Regions from separate parts of the Mus musculus genome. Here region 1 is linked to region 2. A link is a loop called in an ENCODE intact Hi-C map of the cell type or tissue named here. Cell type or tissue: left cerebral cortex. All regions are shown on one strand.

What was found. Peaks named below come from ENCODE experiments on the same cell type or tissue, not always from the same donor. Only the 100,000 strongest peaks of a DNase experiment are listed, where the experiment ranks them.
Region 1: a loop joins it to region 2, with 3 times the contacts of the local background. A loop is called at or near these places in 4 of 42 quality-filtered maps.

What each region holds. Positions count from the first base shown.
Region 1 is chr16:92,285,823-92,288,322 of GRCm38, forward strand. No RefSeq gene overlaps it. Among named protein-coding and RNA genes, the nearest start is that of Kcne2, 5.3 kb to the right of the region's middle. In left cerebral cortex, a CTCF peak has its summit at 982 (motif pointing left); a DNase peak (open chromatin) is centred at 973.
Region 2 is chr16:92,154,585-92,157,084 of GRCm38, forward strand. All of the region lies in intron 1 of Gm41496 (a long non-coding RNA gene), which reads left to right. It overlaps Gm41495 (a long non-coding RNA gene), which reads left to right. Exons shown (of 2, transcript XR_876254.2): 1 at 1-270; 2 at 1,596-1,707. Among named protein-coding and RNA genes, the nearest start is that of Gm41495, 2.8 kb to the left of the region's middle. In left cerebral cortex, no CTCF peak of the experiment used is centred here; a DNase peak (open chromatin) is centred at 946.

The DNA of each region.
Region 1 (2,500 bases), 130 kb after region 2:
ACAGACACAATACGTTGGTGTCAAAACACTGTGGTGGAAAGTGCCCATATTAAGAGTCTGTTAGATGGGTTTGGGGATGCAAAGGGAGATGAGTTTCACTTATAGCTTTGCTGAAAGGGAAGGAGGGCAGGAGAGAGAGGGAGAGGGAGGGAGGGAGGTGGGGAGGGAGGGAGGGAGGGCTGGCAGATCTGAGCTTAAGATCCGTTTCAAGTTGAAACCTGCCACAGAGACTGAAGCTGAATCCTTTAACCTTCAATCAACGCAGGGGTTTTGCTCAGACTTAAAAAGTTAAGAGCTTTAAGCTAAGAGAGATGGTAAACCATCTCATTGGGACCAAGGGACTCATCAGGACCCCACACGAAAAAGTTCCCAGGCAAACCTAGCATATATTGATCTCAACGTCTGAAATCCAAAGACTTTGGACAAAAGTTCCTATATAGGAAGCTTCCGAATCAGGAGAAAGAATCATGAGACATTGCCCTCCAGGAACCCACAAACCATTGTTTGCTGCTCCCACATTACGGTCCTGGAGAAGGAAAGGGTGAGTGTTCTCTGGCACACAGAAGGAAATCGGTAGGAATTGTGCACTGACACTCAGAACAAAATTGCAGCAACCCTCAAAAGCGACCAAACGAACCTGCCGTTAAATAAAGCTACTATATGACTTAACTTCATCTGCACGGGGAACTGAATGGCTCTTAGGTCACTCCGCACGAGTATGGCTTTGGGACACTTCTGTAAACCAGCTGGAGAAGATTCTGTGTTGTTAGCTTCCTTTACTCTTTTGATGTGTGCCCCTTTCACAAAGACGTCAGATGGCGTCAGTGATCCCCAGTGAGGCAGGGACGTCTGCTATCTTCATAAGGAGCTCCGTGTACCAGAAATGCTGCAAGTGAACCCAAATCGTGGACACAGAAAGGACAAATCCGCAAGAAGGGTCTTGGCCTGTCTATGACTAAGTCACTTCTCTGGCACCCCCTGGTGGCAGACACTCACATTACAGGTACAAAACCCAGAAAGGGACTCAAGCTGCCATCTAAACTCAGAAATGAAGGAAAGCTGTTCGAGTCAAAGGAGCAGCATATGGCAGAGTTTGTGCTCAGGAGCTGTATGAAAGAATGACCTAGGCCAGACTTCCAAGAAGACCTTGGGTTAGGAATCCCCAGGGATTCTGACTTTCAAGGCCATTTCTTTCTCATCTGGCAGGTGGCGTTCTCTGACCCTAACTGCAGATACAGCATGGACCAGAGCCTTCTAAAGTGCCTGGCACTCTGTAGACACTCAGAGCCTGGAAGAGCTGAGGGCTGGAAGAACTGTTGACAGGACAGCAGACAGACAGACAGACATGGATGAACCTATGACTGACAGCTGCAGGCTATAAATTCTGATTGAATCTGAACCTTAGACCATTAGTAATTCCCGAGAGCAGCTGATACTGTGTGGCTTTAGCAGTCAGAGGCTGATGGGAATCTGAATGTGTGGCTGCAGCCTGGCTCCTGTGACGAAGCTACAGAGCACAAGGTCAAATTTCCTGGGTAAGACTTTTTCTGAGGCTTTGAAAGGCGCTTAGGTCTGGTCTAACCTTTGACAAGACTGCAGAGACTGTGCAGCTCTGCCTGCCTTTGGGCAGGGAGGAAAAAAAAACAGTAAAAAAAAAATCACAGAAAATTGAAGTGCAGGGGAGATGTCGGCCGGTGCCCTTCTTGGCATCCTGGTTGCTTTTTCTACAGCCTCGGGCTGGACTGCATAATCTCTGGGGCCCCACAGTGTTCTGAACTTCTAGACTTCTAGCAGCTCTTGGCTGAGGACAATGGAAGCTAAAGCTCTGCTGAGGAACTTTGGAGCAACTGGAATTTGTGTTCACAGCTAATTACACCGTTAGATGACACAGCGACGCTGGAGATCCCCCGCTCTTTAGCATCATAACGCCTTATAAATCTGAACATGCCCCTGCCGTCATTGTGGCGAAGTTACTACATTCAGCCCAGAGCAGTGAAAACTTATGTGCACACGCACACTCATGGGCAAATCACAGAAACTGTCATTGCAGGGACACATCTCTACAGCACAATACTAGTTCAAAACAAGGAAAAGGGACATGTTGCTATTTGCAATACTTTGCATTGACCAAAAGGACCCTAAACTGTGTGGGAAAAGCTGACCTCACAAGCGACCTACTCTGTACTCCGCATCCTATAACACTCTCACAATGACAGATGTATAGAGGGGTTTCTGTTTGGTAGTTTCCTGGGCTAATGGGAGACAGAGCTCAGACAGAAAGGAATGAAGGGAATGGGGCATGAAGTAGCTTTTGATGGCTGGGGGCGGTTCTGCCCTCTTGTGTATGGTGGTGGCACCTTGACTCCATCCATCAAACACGTGCATGCGTCAGAGTACACACACACACTGAGATCTGACTGTGGTCTGAGTGTTTTGCAATTCCTGTCTTATCAAAATCAGTAACCTACTTCTTGTCTTCTGTATAGTTATGATGATGTAA
Region 2 (2,500 bases):
CATATGGCTGGACAGAAGAGATGGCTTAACAGTTAAGAGCACGTGCTGCTCTTCTAGAGGATGGCGTTCAGTTCCCAGCGCCCACATCAGATTGCTCACAATGGCTTCTAACTCCAATTCCGGGGGACCTCCTGGCCTCTGTAGGCATCCACACCTGTCAGGCTGTGGACTGTGTCTGCCTCAACACTGGGGTGCCTGAGCACCTCCGGCAAACCACTCAGGGGAGGCAGAACACAGTCCATGATGAGGTCCCAGACCAAGTTTTCCCAGGTGAGAAAACAGCAGCGTCTGGGCTGATGCTGTGGTTTCAGACCTCCTGTGTACCCATTCGGCTGGGACCATGGGAGGTGGGAACAGGGTCAGGAGGCCTGCGTTTTCCCTACACTCCAGGCAGGAGGGGACACGCTCCAGGCTGAGCACAGGACAGGGGTGGAGTCCAGTCTGGATCCGAGTGAGTGCAGAGGGGCTGGAAGAGAGAAGGTCTGCTCTGGGAGATTTGGGTGGGGCTCTTTATGACAAAGCTCCCCCCACACCCCACCAAACACACACTATCCTTGCTGAAGGAGTGGTCCTTGCTCGTCCAAACTGCTTTATTTGATGTCGGATGTAAATGCGTACATCTTACTCAGGGTGAAGCAGAGATTGAATATGAATGTCCAGGAAAGGAAGGTCATTGGCTAATCACTCAGGGCCTATCCAGACACCTCCTTAGCATGGAGAAGTCCAGGTTCTTTGCTGTATGACCAATTGTCATGGTCCTCTCAGTGGGGTGTCATGGTTAAGTGTTCCAGATCAGGTAGTTTGGCAGGGACCTGGGCTTACGCCTACCATTCTCAATTCTGAGATTTCCTGGAGTTTAGGCTGGCTCAATCTTACCAGTTCTTCTGTCTGGCGGCACGGTCCACTTACCCCAGAAACACCCATGAAGTGCATACACTCACACAGACACTTTTAAAAATATATCTTTAAAGTATATAGGAAGATGTGAGAGGTGCTATTTAAAGAACACACCATCAAGAACTCAAGGAGTGTGGGTTTTTTGTATCCTTACAAGCTGGACAAGTCTTCTGGACAAACTTCATGAGTGTTTGAAAGACTAAAGGGAGCCTGAAGTCTGACGACACCTATGGCCAAACAATTTTTTTTTTTTTCTGGGATGTTGGTGAGCACTTTTCCCAGGAATGCCTGTTCACTGGGCTCTTCACTCTGTGGCTGGTGGCAGCCAACTTTGGGGACACAAGCTGACCATGCAGGGGGACGGGAGATGCACCCCAGACCGTCTGACTGGTGCGCCCTTCAGTTCTCATGCTAGCACACCATGAGAAGGCAAGTTGAGGCAGGTCCAACCAAGTTCGTGGGATGATTAGATGGTGGTGGATACTGCAAAGAGTGAGGATGGTCTTGGATGGGAAGTAGGAAACGCCCTGTCCTGTTAAATTCTCACTTCCGTTTTGCTGCTAAGGGCTGATTTGTAGAAGGCCCACCCTCCCAGATGACTCTCACCTCAGGCAGGGAGGAGTCTGCAGATGAGCCAGAGGACACCTGTGGGGAAGATTTTTATTTCAGAGCTGAGCTAGTTCGTGGTTTCCTTTCAGGTCGCCACTGCCTTGGCACTGCAGATGCATCCTTGAGAACTTCGCTTGCTAACTTTCTCATCACAAGGGACAGAACACCTTCCACTGTCAGAATAAAAGAATGCTCATTGTGTGCCTGTGTACGTGTGTGTATGTGTGTGTGTGTGTGTCACAAATGTCAGCATCACCCTATCTTTGAACCACTCATATCTTGGGATGGTGATGTGGGGCACACCACCTGCTTGCTCTATAATCAGGCTCCCCCTTCAAACCATTTATTTGTGTTTCCCATCCCTGTCATCTGGGGCAGCATTTCCCTGTCCCTGTCCTGCCACTCCAGGCAGAGCTCTGTATTCATGGAACATGGTTTCCCTTCTCCTCTTCTGTGCAGTTGATGCTCTCTGAGCACAGGTTCCTCCTCAGGGTCACATATGCATTAGCTGACTCAATGGGTTTTTTCACTAACCCCCATTGGTTACATAAGAAAATGGACTCCTGCAAAAGCCTTGGCTTGTACTCCCCCACCATGTGGAAGATGGCAGAGCCAGGATTGGTGTTGGCTCCCAGACCAAGGAGCCTATTCTAGATCTAAGGACTCCATCCTGTCATCCACAGCTTCCTATGGCTTCCATGGTGCCTCAAAGCCCTGCAGAACAGTGACTGGAAGCACCGGGAAACAACACAGGGACTGGACGCCTCCAGCTCTCTGGCACCCTCGCGTCCCGTGTCTAAGTCTTTCTAGTCAAGAAACTTGAGGCAGTCCCAGGCCCCTCAGTAACTGGTACCTGAGTGGGCCTTGGGCTGACTGACTTTTAGCTGAAAACTTGGGAAAATGCATCCTTCCTCCGCCTCCCCCGCCATGCTCTCCCCCTCCCCAGAAGATAATATGGAGGAAATCAGAATGCAGGCTTTTAACTTGCTCAAAC